Regions from separate parts of the Homo sapiens genome. Here all the other regions are linked to region 2. Evidence: chromatin contacts called from ENCODE Hi-C or POLR2A ChIA-PET data. All regions are on one chromosome and are shown on one strand. Each heading gives the region's core, a stretch centred on a gene start or an enhancer-like site at or near the end of the contact. The rest is flanking DNA. Distances are from core to core; before and after follow the strand shown.

Region 1 (3,010 bases), core at 222-2,721, 780 kb before region 2:
TACAAAAAGCTACTGTGAACACTTAGGGCCTCAGGAATCCTGGTGACTACAACTTCTAGCCTCTTTACACACATTATGGATATTTCTTAACATACATTGGGAAATCAAAAAGCGTATTTCATGAACAAAGCTTGAAAACATGTACTCTCTACCCTAAGCCCAACTGAGGCTGCCCAATTCGATTCAAATAAAAACTGCTGTGGTCTGAGGCTGGCTGTCTCACTCTGCTGACTGTCCTCCCCATTCAGTGTCTGTGAAAACTTACTTTCTACCTCCTGAAACGACTCGGCTTGCAAGCAAAAAGTTATTCCAATGCAAACTATACCTGATATTTTCGTGAAACTTAGAAACTAAACCTAAAACTCGACTCCCATCGCAATCTATTACTACCACTTCTGCTAAAGGTAACTTATAGCCAAGAAAACAAAACAAAATACGATTTTCTGTCCATGTAGTGGCCCTGTGACGACACCCCCTCTCTTACTGGTACAAAGTCTAGGGCTTGGGACAGCTGGCTCCCCTCAGCCCCCTCCCTTTCAGTCATAGGCGGTTACCACGAAGATGACTTGTAGATTTCTAACTTAAAAACCAACGAGACGTTAAGTTTAATATACATGTAGATCCCAAATCAATTCATTTGGGCATGGACGAAAGAAAAGAGGGTGGAGAGGAAGGTTTTCAACATTATTAAAAAAAACACCGGGAAATTCACAAAAACGCACTACAGTAAGTTGGATGCAAACCCGGCCACGGAACTCAAAAGTGAAGCAGCCTTCGCGCCAGCAATCCGAGCCTTAAAAAAAGTCTCGCACGTTCACAACAACACAACCGCCACAACGCGCACACACATCCCAGCTGTAGAGGCGACAGCTCCAGGCGCCCCCGCCCGCCGCTCGGCTCTCCGAGCTCCCGACCCCCTCCTGACCCCGGCCCTGCCCCCCAGCGGCTCAGCCCGCAGGCGCCGGGGGTCCGAGAGCGCGGGGCCCGGACCGGGGCCGCGGGAGGGAGCGCTCCTCCCGTACCTGCTCCGTCCCCGGCTCCCTCCCGCGGCGGCGCCCGGCCCCTCCTCCGCCCTCCGGGCTCTCCCAGCCCTGGCCGAGTCCCAACACCGGCCCCCCATCCACCCGGAGCCCCCCGCGCCCGCGGATCCCCTCCAGCCCGACGCCGGGAGAACTTACCACATGCAGCTCCACCTGGGAACTAACGCATCAGGAGGGGTTTCCGCCCACTCCTCAGCTACTCCCGCTCCATGCGGAGTGCCCCGCTCCAGGGGCCCGAGGGTGGCGCCGGGGAGCGGGCAGCAGGCGAGGCTGAAGCTAAGACTCCGCCGTTCTCTGCCTGCGCGCCCCGAGCATTATACAATGGTGGAGGCGGCGGCGGCAGGCAGCGGAGGAGGAAGCAGGAGGCGGGCGGAGGGGGCGCCCTGACCGAGCGAGCGGTACGTCGTGCTCCAGCACTCGCCGTGCAGGAGTGACGTGCGGCCCGCGAGCCTCCCGCGAGCTCCGGGCCCCGGCGCCGCAGGCCCCGCCCCTGGCCGCCCGACCCCGCCCCCGCCGGCCCCGCCCCGGCCCGCCTCTCCCCGGCGGTCCCGGGAGGCGCGATAAAGGCCGGGGCCGGCCGCGGCCGGCCGCGGCCGCAGGAGGAGCAGGAAGGGGCGGCGGGGCGCAGTGGGCGCCTGGTGGCAGCGCCGCCCCCAGCTCCCTGCCGGGCCGGCGCGCCCCTGATTTTCTCGTAAGGACGGGCTGAAAGAGGAGGGGAGACAGAAGGAGACACTCCGGCCCGAGGACCACCACTGCCACTAGTAACGCCCCCTACACACTCTAGAAGTGCTCAGGCGAATGACGAAGCGGCTGGTGACAAAGGCGGCGGCGAGTGCAGCGCGTGCACAGCCCGCGGAGCCGCGCGACCGCAAATATGACAAGCATTTGAGCTATTTGGCAACGTGGGGCCGGTCAGCGGGGCGGGCAGGGTCCCCGCGGGGGGCGAGGGGCAGAGAGCTGGCCCGGGCGCCCGTCTCGCTGCCTGCAGGGGTTCCTGGGCGGGGGTCCGCTGCGGGACACTCCTCCGAGGCCCGCACTGGTCCGAACGGCAGGATGGGGGCTCCAGCCGTGAGCCGGGGACAGAAAAAGTCCCTTGCCCGCGTGGCCTCAGCCCGACACGAGAAGTGGGTCACCAAGTCCACGGCACTTTGGGAGCCGGACCGAACGAGTTGCATCCTTCGGGGCCGGCCGGGGCTCGGTGCAGACCCGGCAGGAGGGAAGCCAAGCTAGGAGACGCAGCCAGGTCGGAGGCGCAGTCCTCTGCCCACAAGTTTCACATTGATAGCCTTTCCCTCCCGTGGAGTAAGCTTATGCTTGGAACTACTTAAATTTACCAGGGAAATTTATACTAGTTGGAAGAGAATGTGTGTATGCCCAAATGGTGAGAATTTAAGAGCACTAGGGAAAGAGGCCAGATAGATGGTTCCACTGGAAAATTAATGATTATTTTAAAAATTACACGTGCATTCAGCGTCAAGATGTAAAAGGCAATGCAGGCAGGCACCTTAAAATTTTGGCTGCCACCCCAATCAATATCATTTCAGATCACTTTGGAGTTTAATGGTCCACTATACTAGTTGTATTTAAGAATAATAAAGCTTTAAGACCTAACATAAAGGCGATTGTAAGTCGTTAACATCAAGAGAAATTTAGACTTGTTTAAACTGTTCTGTAATGATTTGTTATCAATCAAATTGATGATCTCATCGAAATTAAACTTGTGCTGAAATGTTGATAGAGGAGACAACGCTTCTTGTTTTATCTTTAAGGAGGATGGAAAAGGTTTTTACTGGACCCTCAGTATAATTAAAGTCTTATACAGTATAACCTAAGCCAAAAGCTAATTATTTGTGGATATCTTTGCAAAGTCTCATTATAATGGCATTCAAAATGACATATTATGGAAGCTGTGCTCACCGGCCCTCTGCAGGTCTTGCTCAGTTTGCGCCTGAGTGGCATAACATTCAAAC
Region 2 (2,913 bases), core at 170-2,669:
CAAGCCCGTGCACGCGCACCCGCGAGGACACTCACATACACACACACACACGCGCGCCCCCAGCGCGATGCCCCGCACGCCCCCGCCGCACACGCCTCGGTCCGCCCCGAGCCGCCCGACCCCGCAGGACGCGTGTGCCGGCCACAAGCGCGTGCACAGGCACTCACGCGCCGCGGGGCCCCTCGGGCGGCTCCAGCACGCCGGCCCGCGCGGGGACCCTGGCGCACCAGACCCCCGCGCAGCCCGCGCCTGTCCTCCTCTCGCTCCGCCGTGTTTTTTATGAATGAAAATGTGGTATGCAAATGAGAGCGATTCAAGAAAACGAAATGGCGGAGCCTAGGCCCCAGTGGGCTCCGGAGCGGACTGCAGGGCTCGCGGGGCGGCGGGAGTCACAAAGTCACTGTGCAAAAACCCACCAGCCCCGGGAAGCCGGAGTGGGGGTGTCAGGTCTTCCGCTCTAGCCGCCGAGGATTTCGGGGGCGGGGGAGCTGTAAGTCCTCCGAGAGGGAGCGGAGACCGCCGGGAGGTCACCCGCACGCCCTTGGCCCCCGGAGCTGCCACCAGCCCGCCGACCCTAGGCGTGCGCCCGCCAGCCCGCAGCAGTTTTTGCCCTCTCCTCACTTCAACAAGCAGGGAAGCCTCGCGTCCCAACGCCGAAAGGTCAGCGAGTCGCTGCACCCCACGCCAAGTTCACCCAATAAGCGTCCCCGCCCGCATCCTCAGCCCCGGCCCCCACGCTGCCCCTGAGGGGCACCCTCGTCCCACCCCGCGACCAAACTTACTCGTCTGGGTGTGTTTCTTCGGTCATTTTCTTGTTCACCTAGACGCCTGTCCCGCGGCGGGCAGCTTTGCTCCCTTCATCTTCCTGTCCGCTCGCCCCCCTTCTTCACATCTCCGGAGATCGCCTGATTTGGGGAGGGGGGGCGGCTAGAGATGAAGAGGGCGCCGCAGCAGAAGGGGAAGCAGGGCGCGGGATAGGGTTTGGGGGAAGGGGTGCAAAGGCAGGCTGCGCGGGGAGTGAACGCCGCAGCGCCGTGGGGAGAGGCGGGCGGAGGCTCCGGGGGCTCGGGAGCGGGCAGAGGGGGCGAGATTTGGGAAGGGGACGGCGGTGGGGGAGAGCAGGAGAAAAACAAGCGCGCCTCGGAGCGGCAGGGACTGCTGCGAGGAGGAGGAGAGCGCCGGCCGCGGGTGGGGGGGCTCAGTCCGGGGTCGCCCCCGGGGGGCCGGGCCAATCACGGTTCCGGGGAGCGGTCGGCGGCCGGGGGAGGTGCGCCTGGGAGGCGGTGCAGGGCGCCCCGTCCGAGCCCCATCTCTCGACTCCACCGATTTACTCCATATTGGATTCTCACCGCCGCCAACAGGAGGAGGAAGTAGGGCGGAAGCGATGACGTCTTCCCAGCGGCCAGAGGTGGTGGAGTGCAAAAAGCTTCCTACTTGCGACCGAAAAAAAGGGAGAAGAAAAAAAAAAAAACTTTGTCCCGCCTACTGAGCACGCCCCGCTTCCTCTCCCCCTCCCTCCTGGCTTCCACTCCCGGGGGAGCCGCGGAGCCGAGTTGTTTGCTTGCGCCGCGACCGTCTGGCTCCGAATCCTCCTTGATTAGGGCTCCGGGTTTTAGGAAGCCCGAGAGGAGGGAGGAGGCGGGAGCGGAGGACTCGTACACATCTGGCTCCCGTTTTTGCCCCCTCCCTCCTTCCAAACACCAAGATTAAAAATCGGGGGGTTGGGCGGGGGCAGAGATGGGAAACTCAAGGGAGGGGAGGGAGTAAAACAGCTGAAGAGGTGCTCAGGCTCAGAGGCACAACTACCCCCACCGCGGGGTGGGAAGGTAGGGGCGGCGCAGGTGCCAGGGGCTGGCTTCTCCAGCCCAACCCAACCAGAGAGGGGAGGGGGTTCGACTTTGCCAAGGTTCTGAAAGGCAGAGGCTTTTCCGTTTCACGTGAATCTTGTGATTTTTTTTCTTTTTTGTCTCAATAGAGGAATGGATTTTTGTTTTGTTTTGTTTTGAGATGGAGTCTCGCTCTGTCCTCAGGCTGGAGTGCAGTGGCGCGATCTAGGCTCACTGCAACCTCCACCTCCTGGGTTCAAGTGATTCTCCTGCCTCAGCCTCCCGAGTAGCTGCGACTACAGGCGCGCGCCACCACGCCCAGCTAATTTTTGTATTTTTAGTAGGGAGGGGGTTTCATCATGTTGGCCAGGATGGTCTCGATTTCTTGACCTCGTGATCCGCCTGCCTCGGCATCCCAAAGTGCTGGGATTATAGGCATGGGCCACCGCACCCGGCCAAGGAACGGATGTTTTTAAGAATCATTACTCATGCAAAGAAAAAGGTCAACCCAGCACAGCCCAGAAACGTTTGCATTTCCGTAGAAATTATGGAATTTCTCGCGTTAAGAAGCAGCCCCGGCCGGGCGCGGTGGCACACGCCTGTAATCCCAGCACTTTGGAAGGCCGAGGCGGGCAGATCACCTGAGGTCGGGAGTTCGAGACCAGCCTGACCAACATGGTGAAACATCGTCTGTACTAAAAATACAGAATTAGCCGGGCGTGGTGGCGCGTGCCTGTAATCCCAGCTACTCGGGAGCTGAGGCAGGAGAATCGCTTGACCCCAGGAGGTGAAGGTGGCGGTGAGCCAAGATTGTGCCACTGCACCCCAGCCTGGGCAACAAGAGCAAAACTCCATCTCAAAAAAAAAAAAAAAGAAGAAGAAAGAAAGAAAGAAAAAGAAACAAGAGACATAGTCCCTATCCCTTGCTGCTCTCCAAACACAGTAGACTTTTCCATCCTCTTGAATGTCCATGGGACAATCCAGATACGATGTTAACTAAATAGCAACCACTGAACAGGTTAAGAGATTAAATATTTGCCTCAGGCTGGGCGCAGTGGCTCATGCCTGTAATCCCAGCACTTTGGGA
Region 3 (2,959 bases), core at 284-2,783, 520 kb before region 2:
CATTACATCATGTCCATTACATAAACGAAGTGAAAAAAAGGTAGATACAAAAATAAGACTACAAATGACAGTTTGAAAAGAATGTTGTGTGTGTGTGTGTGTGTGTGTGTGTGTGTGTGTGTGTAGCAGGTATGAATAAGTCCACAAACTATATGGGCAAGACATATTTGATTCCTTTATTTCCTTTTAATCAACTTAGTCCTGCCTCTGAGCTCTCATTCATCCTGATAAAAATTTGTCCCCAGTTATTTTTAGGGTTTCCCACTGCCATGGTTGTGCTGGGGTCTCTCGTCCATAGCTGCAAAACACTGGCATTCTCCTGTGATTTTTGAGTCCATGGATACAGCCTTCTTCCACTCCACACAGTCCGTGGAAGCCCCCCATCTGGCTGGGGTACACGAATCAATCTTGGTGGGCCCGGAGACTCGATTCCTCAGAGGCACCCTCTGCAGCGTCACCCCGGAAGTCTTGCCACACCACCCACCCCCCATTCTCACCTCTCCTTTCTGCCTTCTTCCTTCTCTCCCACCTGCCCCTCAGAACACATACTCTTGAATGAGTTTAAGTTTTTCAAGAGGAAGAAGTACATCAGCCTTGCTGAAATAATCGAATAAGGGGATACCAGCAACATGGAAACCAGAAACCAGCCTGGACAACCTGGTGAAACCCCGTCTCTACTAAAAAAAAAAAAAAAATTTCAAAAATTAGCCGGGTGTGGTGATGCGTGCTCATAGTCCCAGCTACTCAGGAGGCTGAAGCACGAAAATTGCTTAAACCCGGGAGGCGGAGGTTGCAGTGAGCCGAGATCACACCACTGCACTCCAGCCTGGGCGACAGAGCAAGTCTTTGTCTCAAAGTAATAATAATAATAATAAACATTGAATGTACCTCTTCCTCAGGGAAAGGAGGTTAAATAAAGCTGGATTTCCATCTGAAAAGGGAGATAGAGGGGAAATATGGACAATAACATATGAAGTAAGAGTCAGAAAAAAATCTGTACATGTAAATAGATGTATATGGAATCACCTCATAATGTCACGGTGATTGTTTATGGAGAGTGAGGTTGCAGGTGAGTTTTATTTTCGACCCCACCTCTGGTACTCATGACCTTTGTGTGGCCCTCTCCCACTCTGTAACAGGGCGAGTTTGGGTGACCTATAGAATACAGCAGAAGTGAAGGTTCGTCACTCCCCACTGAGGCTATATAAAGGGCTGTAGTTTCCATCTTGGACACTGTCTCTCTTGCTCTTTCTCTCACATCATTTATTCTTAAGGGAAATTTTGTCCTGAGAAGCACTATAGAGGGGCCCAGCCATGGCCTCCTGCCAACAGCCACATGAGTGAGCTTAGAACCAGACCCTAGCAGGCCACTGATGCAATCCATCTGTAGTCCCAGCTAGTTGGGAGGCTGAGGCTAGAGAATTACTTGAGCCCAGGAGTTCAAGGCAGCAGTGAGCTATGATCACAACGCTGAAAAAGCAGCAGATCCTGCAACCTGCCAAGGCTTCACATGAGAATAGCCCTGACAACATCTGGACTGCAACCTCTTGAGACTCCCTGAGTCAGAACTACCCAGCATATTTCAGACGAGACCATAAAAGAGGAAGAAAAGAACCACCTGGCTGAGCTGCTCTCAGTGATAGTGAGATAACAGATGTTTGATATTTTAAGCTGCTGGGTTTTGGAGATAACCTGTTACACAACAACAAATAACTAACACAGTATTTTCCCCGCAATTTTCAAGTTCTATATAATGTACATATATTGCCTTACAACCAGAAAAAAAATGTTTTCAAAGATCAAGTAAATCCTTCATTCCAGTGTGATACAGAACAACCTGTTCAGTTGTCTGTCTGAGTACCATCACTGCTTTGCACACCTGTACCCACTGAAGTCCATGTGGTAAGACACCAGCTACACACCAGGGAGGCCTGAACAGGGGTTGGTCTTAATTTGGTTTTGCCAGAGAACTTCGTGTTGCAAAACATCCCATAAAAAGGGATGATTCTTTTCGTGTGATGCAGGTCTTGCAAATGTAGCCAAAAATCAGTTAATTCCCTCAGGAAATTGGATAACATTTAAACCTGGTTAACTGCCTCAAACGTTGTATAAAGTAATAAATAGCATTTGACTATTACCAACAGCTACATTTTGTTTATAGAGGATTTTCTTTCTTTTATTTTTTTTTATTATTATTTTTTTTTAGAGACAAGGTCTCCTTCTGTCGCCCAAGCTGGAGTGCAGTGGTGCAATCACGGCTCATTGCAGCCTCAACCTCCCAGGCTCAAATGATCCTCCCAGCTCAGCTTTTTGGGCACCTGGAACTACAGGCACATGTCACCACACCCAGCTTGGATTTCCCAAAATTGGAAATGTACATTTTTCTTTTGAAGGTCAGTGGGCCTAGAACAAAATGTGGCATGGTAGGGAGAATGCTGTCCTTGAACCTGAAGCCTTCCCTCTGCCAGGAACAGCTCTGTGGCTCTGCAACAAGTCACTTTGCCTCTCTGGCCAGTTTCCTTATATGTAAAACAGCAGTGTTGAATATACTATCTCTAATGACTCCAAAAATTTGTTACCCTATATAGTCTTGCTTTAACCTACCATGGTATTTTGGCTCTTGAATGACAAGCCTGAGCCCCCACTCATGATGGATGTTGCACTATCCAGTATGGAGGCCACTATGTGCATGTGGCTAAATTCAAATTAATTTAAATGAACTAAAATTAAAATGTATTTCTCTGTTGCAGTAGCCATGTTTCAGGTGCTCCATAGCACCTGCAGCCAGTGGCGATGTATGACACAGCGCAGAGTTAGAGCACTTCCACCATCACAGAAAGTTCTACTGGACAGCTGCTCTAGGGCCTCACCTCTCCAAGTGTGGTCCACGAACCAGCAGCACCACATTACCTAGGAGCCCTTAGAAATGTAGACTGGGCTCAGACTGGGCACAGTGGCT
Region 4 (3,069 bases), core at 286-2,785, 980 kb before region 2:
TTTCCAAGATCACACAGCTAGTGAATAGTAGAGCCAGGATTTGAACGCGAGACACCGGCTCTTTAACCACCATCACATGTAGTGTCACCCTTATTGTGTCACTCAGTTAATGATAAAGAACTACTGCACTTTAATGCTTCTTCTCTATACCAGACTCTCAGAAATTGATACATACTAAAGTATGCTTTCAAATGTCAATCATTTCCTATAAGTGCCTAACATTTTAAAGTAATAAAGTGTGATTTTGAGCTAAGACTGGTAAACAAAGTGTGCTGCAGCCACAAGCGTACTGCGCTTTAGCCTCTATCTAGTTCAAGAACCACTTCCAGAGGATATGAGTGAGGCTTACAGGCGTGTGCAGGTAATTCTCCCTGCTCAACTGAGATTACCATCATTAGCTCTGGTCCATAAAGGGAAAACTAAGACACAAAAGCCACATTGATGTTCTAGGCCACACAGCCAATTGCAGTGACTAGAAGAAAGAAGCCTCCCCGGGCGGCGAAGGTTGCAGTGAGCTGAGATCGCGCCACTGCACTCCAGCCTGGGCCACAGAGGGAGACTCCGTCTCAATTTAAAAAAAAAAAAAAAAAAAAAAAAAGGAGCCTCTGAGGGGCCCTCTGGGACTGCAGTAGGTCACACATGCTCCCTGCTTATTAGCATAGAACGCCCCGGTGATTCATGCAATGGAATGTTTCAGCCAAGGATGTCACCTAATAGAGGATATGTTGATACAGCTTTATCTGAGAAGTTACATAATCGTCCTAGTGTGGAAATGCCATAAAGGAATTTCTGGCTTGAATAAAAGAGGTGTGTATCCCCTGGGAAGTACTCCACAAAGGGTATGAGGAGATTTTCAGTGAGAAGCTGACTACCCCAGACTGGGCAAGTGACTTGTTAAAAACAGGGCTCAATGGAGGCTCTCTGAGGACAGTGACTGCGCCCACTTTGATTTGGTAAGGCTTTGACTCCTGCTCGAGAGAGTCCAGGGACCCCTAGACCTGCCTGTCCTTCCACAGGGAAGAGCGACCTTTCTGTATCTAGCCTCCTGGGATAGAAAGGTCCCTACCTTGAGTCCTCTCTGCTTCGTTCTTTCAGGTCACACATTTATTTCTGCAAGCCTTCAGACCTTCCATTCTCTTTCTGCCCTAGAGAGCAGAATGAATCCTTCCCCCGATTTTGTTGGAATTCTCTGAAAGAAATCCTGCCAAGTCTCCCACTCTGGAATACCACCCCCAGCACCCAATCTTCCCTCGACCTCGCCTCCCATCGCCCCACCAGCGCCCAGGACGTGGCAGGAGGAAGGAGGCTGGAGGGAGGGGCGCGGGTGGCACGAGCACCTGTCACCTGACCGGCTCGGGCCCTCACTTCTCCAGCCCCGGCCCTGCCCACCCTCTGGCCGGTGAGAGCCGACAGGGCCCCCGCCCTCCCGGACCCGGACAGGCCCGTCCCTCCCGCCCCGGCCTCCGCCACCGTCCAATGGCCGAGGGGCAGGGCCCGCTGAGCAAGCCGCGGCAGCCCCGCCGGGTCCCCGCCCTGTTCCCGGTTCCCGAGCCGGGCCCCGGAGGCCTTTAAATGCTGCCCAGGGCCGACGCGGCACGGCCCTCGCCACTTTTCTTGGTCGGGCAGCGGCAGCGGCAGCGGCAGCAAGCAGCCCCGTCGGCCCGGGTCCGGGGCCGTTCTGGGCCGCGGCAAGCACCTTCGCCCTCCCAGCTCGCGCTGCCTCCCTCCCCTCCCCTCCTCCCAGGCTCTGCCTGCCAGGTCGGCGCCGGGCCCCGGGCGCGCGCGCGCGCGCCCCCTCGTGTGTGCGCGCGCCCGCCGCCAGCTCGGACCCGCGCCCCCGCCCCCGCCCCGCGCAGGACAGCCCCGGGATCCCCGCCCGCGCGCCGCGTCCCACGTACCCCGCCGCGCCGGGCAAGAAGATGGCGGGATCAGTGGCCGACAGCGATGCCGTGGTGGTGAGTGTGGCAGGGCGCGCGCGAGGCGCCCCTCCCCGCCGTCCCGCACTCCGCCGCCGCCTGCTCCAGCAGTGCTGGGGTGCTGAGCAGCCGCAGGCCCGGCCGGCGCCCGGCGCGTGGGAAGGCGCCCGGTACCTGTTAGCAGCCGCTGGCTGCGCGCGGCCGGTGTTAGGGGCTGGAGAGGCTCCCGGGCTGCGGGGCTCTGGGCTGGGGAGGGAGTTTGGGGAGGATGGCGGGTAGGGACGCCCGACAGCCCCCTCTGTGCCGTGCAACCGCCAGCCAGGTGTGCGCGTGGGTGAGTGTGTCCGGGGCGCGCGCCCCGCCACCGCCCCCGACGTACCGGGGATTCCCCCTTGGAAATGGGTCGGCGCCCGGGGCTCCCGAGAGAAGTTGAGCACGGCCGCTGCACTTCAGTCACGTCCCGAAGGACAGGCCTGGCCCACCGCGCTTCCAGAAGCGTTTACGGTTGGAGAGGGGCCTGCCCTCCTCCGGCGTGGGGCTCTGGCTCTTCGGTGGACCTCGACCTTGATTTTGATCTGGATCTGAAGGGTCTGCGGATCTTCAGAGGCTTAACTACCGGGTGGAAAGGATGGGTTTTGTTCGGGGGTGATGAGATTATCTAAGAGACGGTGAAGAGGCATCATCTGCAGACACTGTGTGCATGTGGAAGGCTGCTGGATTCCACCACATCTGTGTGGGTTCTTCCTCCAGCCCCCCAAAAAAGAGCCCATGGAAAGCCAATCTGTGTACTTCTATTTTTAGAAACTAGATGATGGCCATTTAAACAACTCTTTGAGCTCTCCAGTTCAAGCGGACGTGTACTTCCCACGACTGGTAAATGATTTTGCTCTGTGTCTCTGCCTGTACCTTCCTCCTTTCTCATTGCTTTTTAAAATTTTATTCATTTGTTTATTGCATTTTCCAGTGGGTCAGGCCTTCAGGGTCTGAGGTCTTGGCTTTTCCCTAACAGGCTGTAAAATTCATTTTTCTTCTCCCACCCTTTTCAGATAGTTCCATTTTGTGGGCACATTAAAGGTGGCATGAGACCAGGCAAGAAGGTGTTAGTGATGGGCATCGTAGACCTCAACCCAGAGAGGTAAGGCAGAGTCTTTGT
Region 5 (2,774 bases), core at 124-2,623, 700 kb before region 2:
TACAGGCGTGAGCCACCGCGCCCAGCCCAAATGTACTTTTTCTCTTGGGTATATTTTAGTCAACTATTGTATAGATGCTAGCTTACTGAGGTTGCTAAATAATTAACTTCTGATTATCACAGCTTTATTTAAAACTCTTTTTTTTGAGTGCTTGCTATCTGCCAAAGTACATTTTAAAAAGCCGTTTATTTTTTAAAACTACATTTGCTTTAATGTATAGGATGTTAATACATTTTCAGTCTAGGGTAAACTAAAATCAACATAAATTTGTATTCCCTAAACATACACCTCCCAGGTGAGCTGCTCCAAGTTCCGGGCATTCAGCAGAGAAGGTCCACATACTTCACTATGGATAATCCACAGATATCTAAGCACTCTTCCTGCCTATTCTTAATGTCACCCTGAAAAACTAACTTAGTCACAAACAGAAAACCAAGAGCTACCTACAGCCTGAAGTATTCCCAAATCATATATGCAACTATATAAATCATGGAAGGTAATAGTTCTTTTTCTACTTTTTGTAACTGCCTGAAAATAAACCAGAAGTGGGCACATGAGAAAAGACAACTATTTCATATAACAAATAAGTTATATTTTCACCAGTGGCTATTCAACTTTCTCCTCCTCCCCCAATAAAATTCTGATTTCTAACTAATAGAGCAGTCCTTTCATGTTGGTTTTGTCTCTTCCAGTTAACAACACAAAAGAATTACGACGATTCATCCTCTCAATTTTATGTAGCTTTCAGAAGCCAAATGAGCAACAGGATCATCTTGTTAATAAATCTTTCCAATTAAGTTGTGAGTGTAGGCTTATGTTAGATTTTTCAAAGGCTCTCTCAGAAGCAGAGGAGTGGGTTACCTTATTGTCTAGGAGTTCCCAAATGCAGAAAGAGTGTATCTGATGTTAATGCACAGATGTCTTGACTGGGGAAAAAAAGAAAACTCATAAATCATCACCCCACACATTTTAGATGGGAGAGGAAATAGCAGAATGGAACAATTAACAATTACTATTCTACAGAAATTATTTAATATAGTGGAAAGAGAGACAAGGCAGGGTTTAGAAGGCCTGAATTTCAGTCATTCCACCACCATTTACTAACTTTTTTATTCTCTGGACTTGAATTGGCACATTTCTAACATAGGAATAGCCACAATTCTCTTGCTGATCACACAGATTTGTTGTTGGGATTACATGTGAAAATTCACAGATAAGTATTTTAAAAACAGTTTTAAAGGGCTACTCCAGTATTTCTGACATTAACAAATTTCTCTGCATTGCATTCACTCAAGCGTGACTGAAGATGATCAAAGCCAGCCCTTCCACAGCTCTGTCAATTGGGAATCTCTGAAGTGGGTCTGCTATCACCACTGCATGGGGTGACGTCAGGCTGTTGTTTACAGGAGAAGAGAGGCTGCCAATTTCCACTGAGCCCAAGACCTCTATGGCCAGGCTTCTCAGTCTGCACGTGAGCAAGAATGGACTCTTTATGCGTGGCATGTGTGGACATGCACCAGTTCACGTTCAGCGGCACTAAAACAACAAAACTGCTTAACTGCTTGGTGTGTGCACAACAGCATGTACTTTGGATCTTACGATTTCACTAAGAAGACTAAGCAAAATTGATCAAAATGCAACTTTCACTTTTGTTACTCTGAAAGCGGGGAAAACCTGTCATTCGGCAACTTTATCCTCAGTTTGATTTTTAAAAAGCATTTTGAAAGCAAAACAGTTGATTCTAGTTTTTACAGAACTCTCCTCAAGCTCTACATTCACTAACAAAAGAACTATGGACAAAATATTTCAAAGCATGAAATATATTCAGACTGCAGTAACCAAGTTTTATAGGAACCACTTCATTTTCAGAGTGGTTGCAGTTGCTTCCTCCTATAAGTTCAGGAAGTACTCACTCAAGTACTAACATAGTCTAACTGAATCCACTTTGGGGAGATATTTTGTTACATTTATTACTATAAACAGGAAAAAAATCTGGCTTATTAACATTTGCCCATTCATGAAATTTCCTGGCAGAAAGCAGCCTGTTAAATCAAATTTAGAGGGCAAAAAAGAAAATAGGGGCTGCTTTCATTATAATCTTTCTTCAACTATCCATCACCTTCTGGGACAGCAGTCAAATCAGGAATAATATGGGAGCGGATCGTGTTTATAACTGGCAATGAAACTTTACCTCAGACAATAAATCTCGTGTAAATCCTAACACTGGAACACTGAAGAAGAGATGGAAGAGATGTGGGAAATATTCTTGGTCCCTGGAAATTAGTTTCTTTGGTCCTGTTTTAAGTGTAGCTGAAGAAAGGAGAAACTATGGCTCAGGAATAAAATGAAGCCCAGAAAGAATCCCAAGTTCTGTTTTTGGCTCTGCAGTTCATTACATATAATCCTAGGTCAAACACTTAGCCAAGATGGTCCTTATTCTCAGTGTATGAGAAATGGTGATGATAATAGAAAATACTACTTTTCAATTTTTAAGAGGACATAAGAAAAAAAGAAGACAACGAGTGAAAGTTTTATGCAACATTACATTACAGGAACTAGAAAAGAACAGAAACATGGACTGCGCATTCAGCCGGACCCTGGCCATCTCCTCTGAGAGCTGCGGAGGAGAACTCACTAAATAAGGGGGAAGTGCCATGAGCACTTCCTTCATTTTATAGTTAGACATAACAGGAGCATAAAAAGTATGACACCAGTTCAACTTTTTCAGGGTTGGTGCCAGCAAGTAACATTAGCCACATATCCTAAACACGTCA
Region 6 (3,048 bases), core at 19-2,518, 800 kb before region 2:
TTCAACATTGCAACATTGTCTTCAAATGGATTCTTTCCTATACCAGGGTAGTAGGTCTCTGAGGAACCACTCAAAAAAGTGTATTAAAAGTGGTCATACTTGGATGAAGGCACTCCAACTCTGCTCAAAGCAAAAACTAGTGTGATCCTGTTGTAAAATTTTCTTTTTCTCTGAAAAAGGCAAGCAAGGGTGCATGCACAGTGTGGAGAACTGTCAGGGTTATGGGAACGCTCTGGGGTCTGGGTGGGCATAGTCGCTGGGTCCCTGGGTCTTAGGACCCAACAAGCACCTCCATGATGTGGTCCAGCTCTGTGAGGTCCATTTTGAAAGGCTGACTTGGGGTGACAGGCTGACTGCTGTAAGGAGCCAGAGTTTTGAGGAGGTCGTCGGCAGACACAGGGGCCATTTTTGAGGCTGTCCCTGATGAGGAAGTGCAGGGGTCAAAATCATACATGGACGTATCAATGTCAGCAAACAGGATGTCATCCAGGGTCAAGTCTGTCAGGAAACCCGTGGACGTCGTTATTTCAAAATTCCCAGGCAGAGAGTCCATCAGTTTTGAGTCATCTGCGCGGCTCTCTTGAGGACCGTCGAGTTTCTGGGTGCCAGCCTCGCTGGAGGTCCCTTTCACACTGTCAGTCGCAGCCGTGGCCGCCTCTGTGGAGGTAGATGTGGGACAGAGCTCCTCGATCTCGTCCAAGGCAGAGGAGAAACTGTCCTTTTCTGGCAAGAGGGCTGGAGGTGACAGTTTGGTGGGAGCCGTGGGCTGCATGGCCTGGGAGGTGCAAAACGTGTCATCGTCGTCCTCGAGCAGTGAGGCCGGGGTGAGGCAGGCCTCCAGGGGCGTAGTGCTTCCGAGGTCGCAGGGGTGGGAGGACGGGGACGCCAGGTGGCTGAAGGCCGGCGGGGCCTCTCGGTAGCTGTCGCTGGGCTCGGTGGTGGGCTGGGAGGAGGGGGTGAACATGGGCCTCAGGCTGCCTTCCTGTTTGAGTTCCTCCTGGATCCGCCTCAACATGTTGTTAATTAAAACGGTCTTTTGCAAGCTGGGCTCTGTCAGGGGCCTGTGGTTATAGAGTTTCATAAGGGAAATGTTGAAGATAGTCTGGCGCTGTAAGGTGTAAGACACCTTGGATGGACCGTCACAGGGAGACACGATTTTGCCTTCCAGCCCATCTTCATGCTCATCAAACTTCCGTTTTCCTCCTTTACCCAACATATATCTGCAGAGGGGAGAGAGAGGAAATGGCATTAATCACATGAAAGCTGATTTCTCCCATAAAAAAAGAGACTGATTTAGAGGGCAGGACTTGGACCTCAGTTTCCTGCCCAGGGTTATTTACAAGTACACGTGGATTAATTAGGGGTGGGAGGAAGGAAGACCTTTTACAATAAGAGAGAGTTAGAAAATCCACCTTTGTATGCCTGTGGAGCAATTTTTATCACTAGGTAGTCTGGTGAGTGTATTTCTTGAGAAATGTGTACGACACAGACAAGTTAAGAATTACCATGGAAACCATGATTTTGACTTTCTCAGCTCATGTGCTTGTGTTCGCATGCCTAAGATTATCATGCAGGTTCGATTTCCCTCCCCCACGTAGATTTATTTTTAAAGCCCAAGAAAACACTTACAATGCTATGACCTAAACAGATACAGGTGTCATAGATTACAGCTTGAGCACTTCTTAAAGGATTAAAAGAACCAAGTTAAAGAAAGGTAACATGTATAATTTGGGTAGAACTGTGTGTGCTTTCAAAATGCTTTTCCTTCCTCATTAAGCACGGAGTCTTTCTGCCTGGTTGGGGACATGTGGTGAAGCACTGCACCTGTGTTAAATGACCACAGTGACTGAGCCGCCGCCACTTTTCATTTAGAATCAAGGGGAGGAATGCGTATGTCCCAGCCTAAGTTCTTCCTTGGCTCAACTTCATCCACACACAGTTATGTTTGAAGACAACTGGATTAATTTTGAAGTAATTAGCTCTGATTATAAGCATTGCTGTTTGGGTACTCGAGACATTTCCTAACAAACTACCTCCTGTGATTCCAGAGATACATGCATATTTTGAGGAAACCATGACCTCATATCTCAGACCCTGAGAATCTGGTAATGGGTTGAATTTTAAAACTGCAGCCAGGAACTCCTGCCCCATCTTGCCTGCTGCTCACAGGCCAGGCTGTGTCCTCTCTTGCTCTGGCCTTAGTGAATACATTTTATCAACTGGTTGTCACCTTCTGGGGAGTGGGCCTTCCAACTTTCCAAGATCATGTGACATCGTCACAACCTCCTTTCAGAACTTCTACTGTCTAAACAGAACAATCTCAAGTTCATTAGCCTTTGCCTCAAAGATCTCACTTTCTAACCATTTAACAAGAAACCTGTCTTTTGGTGTTCGGACCAGGATCGTGGTTCGAATGAAGCCAGGCCCATGCTTGCTCCCTCACCGTCCCCGCCTCCAGCTACAGCACTCTCAGGGACTCCTGCTAATCCTGTCCTCAGTGTGACTCACTCTCATGTCTTCATATACAGGCAACTGCTTTGTAGTTATTCAATTTCTCTTCTAAATGCCACTTACCTTTTAATGAACTGCTTCAGCTGATTGATCACACCTCATTCAATCCTTTAATAACTTATCCACATCTACACTGTCATAGGCATTTGGCCAGGCCCAGTGGGGAGTCCCACATGAACACCCTGGCCTTCAAGAGGCTAAATAGCCCCTCCTACACCTGATCACCATTTTGAATTTCAAGTCTCGACCTAAAGAAATAAGGCTAAATGGAATATAAACTTCACAGAACTTCTTTCTCATACTTTGTCACAAAGCAGGCCATGCTGCCCTCAAGGCCAGTATACAGGTAGACATGGAGCCTGCCACTTGGGGTAACCGTCTTACCTCATGTCTCATGAGGTCTCCAGAAGAGACAGATGAACAAGCTGCGACCTATCAACATCAGAATCGGCTTGAGATTTGTTAATACTTATGAAGAATGTGGAGTTACTTGCATGAAACATTTCCCCTCATTTTGTTAACATTTAAAAAATGGCT
Region 7 (3,121 bases), core at 348-2,847, 910 kb before region 2:
GGGTTTCACTCTGTCGCGCAGGCTGGAGTGCAGTTTAAATTCATTTAGTTTAAACATGTTCTTAGTGTAGGGTCTGCTTTAAGGTCTAGTCATATGTTCTTATTTTGATATTTCTGTTTAGTAGAGCTGTAAAATGAAAACAAGCATGTGTTCGTTTAAAATCAATTTCTAGTTTCTACACACACACAAATTCAAGCTTGCACACGAGCTAAACCAGCAGGGGGCGAAATACAATAGGCATAAATTTGACAAGCCATATAGATTTTTCTTACTTTAGTGACTGAGCAATAACACAAAATCCAGCATAACCACAAAGCAATTGATACTCCCATTTAAAGTGATGCAGTCTCCGTATATCTTACAGCGATTGAATAGTAAAGAGACAAATGCGGGTCCATTGGAGCGCTCCGAGTTAATTTGTCTAGAACATTGCAGAGGCGGGATAAATCGTGATGAACTGCTATTGTCCTTATCTTTCTCCTGATTTGTATAATTCCTCCACCCAAAGGGGTGGACACTTCTCTGTGCCTGAGGGGATGTTTTCCATTCTTGTTTCTTTGCGTAACTGCTGAGCTTTGCTGTTTTGGAACTATTTTAAATTATTCAAATTACTGATGCAGACGTTTGGCAAATATGGGCAGAATGAGGGGCCGGCGGGGGTCATGATTTGTAGGACCCCGGGCTCATCATCCGAGACAGTAATCATAATCCTGTAGCCTTGTAGTCTGATTGTTACACTGGCAGGTGTTCTAACAGATATTCATTGTAAAGGAGGAGGAAAGGTAATATTTTTATTACCTTTATATAAATAACAGTTGATTATATAAATAATCAACTGTTCAGGACTGATGATGGAAACAAAATCGGTTACGACCTCTGTTCCAGAAATGCGTTTGAATGCATAAGTTTATGGTGATCTCTTTAGCTTCACTAGATATTCTCCGTAAGGGTCTATGAAAAACGACCACCTTCTCCATCCATTAGCCAAATTCCGGACTACTATTTTCTTGTCGGTCTCGAAGACGATTTGTCAGTTTGGCGGCTGCTTTCCCACCTTAAATTCTATTTATCGCAACCTCTTGTTATTTGTTAAATATCAGCTTCTTCCTCTGTCGGCATAAATTTAAAAAGAGGAAGAGACAGGCTGTGAATGAAAAAGTCGTTTTTCGGGGCGAAAAGGGCAAGCTGACGAATGCTCTCTAGTAGGTTTTTGGTAAAAATGTGGTTCTATATTTCCAAACCTTTACAATTTTATTTGGAGAGCAAGAGACTTAATCCGGTCTTGAGCTGAACGTTAACCGGCTGAAAGGAGCACCTGTCCTTCGCCAGGAGCGCAGCCTCAACCGGCGCCTGAGTGCGGGAAGACGTCTATCCCCCTACAGCTCTATGACTCGCAAGGAAGTAAAAGGAAAGGGCAGCTTGCCCGCACCCAAAATGGCGGTCGGCGCTCTGCACGACAGCGCCTGCGCAGGGATAAGCGTTCTGTGACACCAATTCCCCTGGAGTGTCCTCCCCCACCCCACAGCACCCACCAGCGCCCGGTCCCGACCTAGCCACCTGCGCCCGGAAGTGACGTGTCGGCGGCAGCGGTTCCCCCGCTGCATGATGGGAGAGTGTGTGGAGTGGGCGGGGGGTCTCCGCGGAGGAGGTGGAGGAGGCGGCGGCGGCGGCGGAAGAGGGCGGAGGGTAGTGGGATGGGGGTCCCGCGGCAGCGGTGAAACTCCGGGTGGGCGTCCATGGTGCTGCTGCGCTGACAGGGCTGTGAGCAGCCGGCCTTCCGCTCTCACCAGTTCCGCGTCGGAATAGACGGTCCTTCCCCGGGGAGTCAGTTCCTCCCCGGGCCCCTGAGCCATGCCCATCGCAGCCGCCCCGAAGGAGCCAGGTAAGCGCCGCCGCTCCGCTCCCCTAGCTGCGCCGGGGAAAGAGGGTGCGGGGACCAGGCCCGGCCCAGCAGCCAGACCCTCACCCGGGCCGGGAGCATCTGCCCGCCGCGGAGCCGGGAGCTGTGAGGACGGAGCTGGCTCTGCGGGCCTGCGGGCTCCCGGCTCTGCTCTCTTCTGCGGCGAGTGCGGGAACGCCGCTGGTGGCGCCCGAAGCGCACGGCCCCCTCCTCGCCATCCCGGGCACCGGCCGGGTAAGTGGGAGTCCTTCCCTCCCCGGCCACCGCCGGCTCTCCCTGCCCCTTTGCTTCCACCTCCCAAAGCTCCGCGCTGGCTGCGTTCTCCAGGGAGCTGTTCAGAAGTTTGGGGCTTTGCTTGGGCTTCTTCGCTCTCCTTCCCCCTCCCTCGTGACAGGTGTAAACACTGCCTCCTTCACCGAGGCCCGAGGCTGGCCGCGACCTGAGTGTGCTGCTTCCAAGGGTCTCTGAAGCAAGCGAATTTGGAATCCTCCAACAGGCAGAGGGGACAGCCCCAAAGCTCACGCATCCCTTCCTCAGAGTACCTTTTCTGCTGTCTTCTTGCACTCTTCAAGAAATTATCTGCGTCTCCTCTCCAGTTTGCGTTTGAAAAGTTGGACCATATTCCTTAAGTGCCTGGTTTGGCAGGTGCTGCGTCTTGCTTGGGGCAGAGGCAGAGTATGGAGTGAGGGGTGGTAGGGTCCTTGCTCTATTAGGAAAGTAATGGGGATAGCAAGGTTTTTTTTTCCTTGTTGCTTTGTGCAAGTTATAGCTTGGTTATACTGAATCTTTTCTGTTGGGGCCGAGGGAAGAACTGACTCATACATGTAAATTTTTTACTGGGCGGGGGGATGAAACAAAAGTAATGGTTCCGTTTCAAAGTTCTCACTTTAGGAGAAGTAAAGTAGAACTTTGGTTTTCAACTTTTCCTACAGTGTAAGTCTTCCTTCCACCTCCTATTCCGAGGATTTTATTTGGTGGAGGGGAGACACAGAGTTTATCTTTGATGCTACACTTAATTGTTGCTTTCAGTTAACCTCTTAGACATTAAAATATATGCTAAACTCTAGGGACAACAAATGTTTCAACATTATTATGTTAATATAATTAACACAGTCACGTACATTTTATATGCTTTACCAGTTTAAATGTTGGCTTTTTTAGTAGTCATTTTTAACACTTCGCAGAGGTATATTTGTTTAAACAAAGTATCTGTGGTAGTCT

What was found. Hi-C counts contacts between places; a loop is a spot of excess contacts on that map. ChIA-PET counts read pairs that join two places held with the same protein, here RNA polymerase II (POLR2A). Pooled maps may share reads with other maps.
Region 1: a map of heart left ventricle shows a loop between it and region 2 (4-fold over the local background). The contact joins the promoter of SERTAD2 here to the promoter of SPRED2 in region 2. A Hi-C loop is called at or near these places in 2 of 168 maps with a recorded cell type or tissue (gastrocnemius medialis and heart left ventricle), 4 of 37 single-sample maps with no recorded cell type and 11 of 50 pooled maps. POLR2A ChIA-PET finds 5 or more read pairs at or near these places in 1 of 52 experiments (HepG2).
Region 3: a pooled map shows a loop between it and region 2 (11-fold over the local background). The contact joins the enhancer-like site here to the promoter of SPRED2 in region 2. A Hi-C loop is called at or near these places in 15 of 37 single-sample maps with no recorded cell type and 9 of 50 pooled maps.
Region 4: a loop to region 2 is called in a map of ascending aorta, with 6 times the contacts of the local background. The contact joins the promoter of LGALSL here to the promoter of SPRED2 in region 2. A Hi-C loop is called at or near these places in 1 of 168 maps with a recorded cell type or tissue (ascending aorta) and 5 of 50 pooled maps. POLR2A ChIA-PET finds 5 or more read pairs at or near these places in 1 of 52 experiments (activated CD4-positive, alpha-beta T cell).
Region 5: a pooled map shows a loop between it and region 2 (4-fold over the local background). The contact joins the enhancer-like site here to the promoter of SPRED2 in region 2. A Hi-C loop is called at or near these places in 1 of 37 single-sample maps with no recorded cell type and 3 of 50 pooled maps. POLR2A ChIA-PET finds 5 or more read pairs at or near these places in 1 of 52 experiments (Panc1).
Region 6: a pooled map shows a loop between it and region 2 (3-fold over the local background). The contact joins the promoter of SERTAD2-AS1 here to the promoter of SPRED2 in region 2. A Hi-C loop is called at or near these places in 1 of 37 single-sample maps with no recorded cell type and 3 of 50 pooled maps. POLR2A ChIA-PET finds 5 or more read pairs at or near these places in 1 of 52 experiments (activated T-cell).
Region 7: a map of CD8-positive, alpha-beta T cell shows a loop between it and region 2 (25-fold over the local background). The contact joins the promoter of AFTPH here to the promoter of SPRED2 in region 2. A Hi-C loop is called at or near these places in 6 of 168 maps with a recorded cell type or tissue (CD4-positive, alpha-beta memory T cell, CD8-positive, alpha-beta T cell, PC-9 and 2 more), 3 of 37 single-sample maps with no recorded cell type and 21 of 50 pooled maps. POLR2A ChIA-PET finds 5 or more read pairs at or near these places in 1 of 52 experiments (H1).

What each region holds. Positions count from the first base shown.
Region 1 is chr2:64,652,442-64,655,451 of GRCh38, forward strand. SERTAD2 (SERTA domain containing 2) reads right to left here and starts at 1,472. Exons shown (of 2, transcript NM_014755.3): 1 at 1,179-1,472. It overlaps LOC124907776, which reads left to right and starts at 1,630. Exons shown (of 1, transcript XM_047446580.1): 1 at 1,630-2,782. The coding sequence starts at 1,839. The coding sequence ends at 2,270. RefSeq lists silencers at 436-515, 816-1,145, 1,254-1,548, 1,286-2,105 and an enhancer at 2,887-3,010.
Region 2 is chr2:65,431,180-65,434,092 of GRCh38, forward strand. SPRED2 (sprouty related EVH1 domain containing 2) reads right to left here and starts at 1,420. Exons shown (of 6, transcript NM_181784.3): 1 at 783-1,420. The coding sequence starts at 808. RefSeq lists silencers at 1-272, 303-352, 1,123-1,322.
Region 3 is chr2:64,913,763-64,916,721 of GRCh38, forward strand. All of the region lies in intron 1 of LINC02245 (long intergenic non-protein coding RNA 2245), which reads right to left. Among named protein-coding and RNA genes, the nearest start is that of LINC02245, 17 kb to the right of the region's middle. RefSeq lists enhancers at 1,730-1,809, 2,723-2,912. Within about 2 kb of position 1,534, at least 6 of the 41 ENCODE cell types and tissues checked have a DNase peak (open chromatin) inside an H3K27ac peak, as active enhancers do.
Region 4 is chr2:64,452,627-64,455,695 of GRCh38, forward strand. LGALSL (galectin like) reads left to right here and starts at 1,536. Exons shown (of 5, transcript NM_014181.3): 1 at 1,536-1,955; 2 at 2,718-2,789; 3 at 2,963-3,051. The coding sequence starts at 1,920. It overlaps LGALSL-DT (LGALSL divergent transcript), which reads right to left and starts at 2,252. Exons shown (of 3, transcript XR_002959392.2): 1 at 1,899-2,252. RefSeq lists silencers at 1,293-1,712, 1,723-1,792, 1,883-2,182.
Region 5 is chr2:64,729,283-64,732,056 of GRCh38, forward strand. No RefSeq gene overlaps it. Among named protein-coding and RNA genes, the nearest start is that of SERTAD2, 77 kb to the left of the region's middle. Within about 2 kb of position 1,374, at least 33 of the 41 ENCODE cell types and tissues checked have a DNase peak (open chromatin) inside an H3K27ac peak, as active enhancers do.
Region 6 is chr2:64,635,656-64,638,703 of GRCh38, forward strand. It overlaps SERTAD2-AS1 (SERTAD2 antisense RNA 1), which reads left to right and starts at 1,269. Exons shown (of 2, transcript XR_940172.3): 1 at 1,269-3,048. SERTAD2 (SERTA domain containing 2) reads right to left here. Exons shown (of 2, transcript NM_014755.3): 2 at 1-1,220. The coding sequence starts at 1,216. The coding sequence ends at 272.
Region 7 is chr2:64,522,731-64,525,851 of GRCh38, forward strand. AFTPH (aftiphilin) reads left to right here and starts at 1,598. Exons shown (of 10, transcript NM_203437.4): 1 at 1,598-1,882. AFTPH-DT (AFTPH divergent transcript) reads right to left here and starts at 1,425. Exons shown (of 1, transcript NR_136167.1): 1 at 1-1,425. MIR4434 (microRNA 4434) reads left to right here and starts at 2,783; the gene lies at 2,783-2,835. RefSeq lists enhancers at 1,155-1,374, 1,476-1,976, 1,977-2,477 and silencers at 1,575-1,734, 1,765-1,844, 1,855-2,104.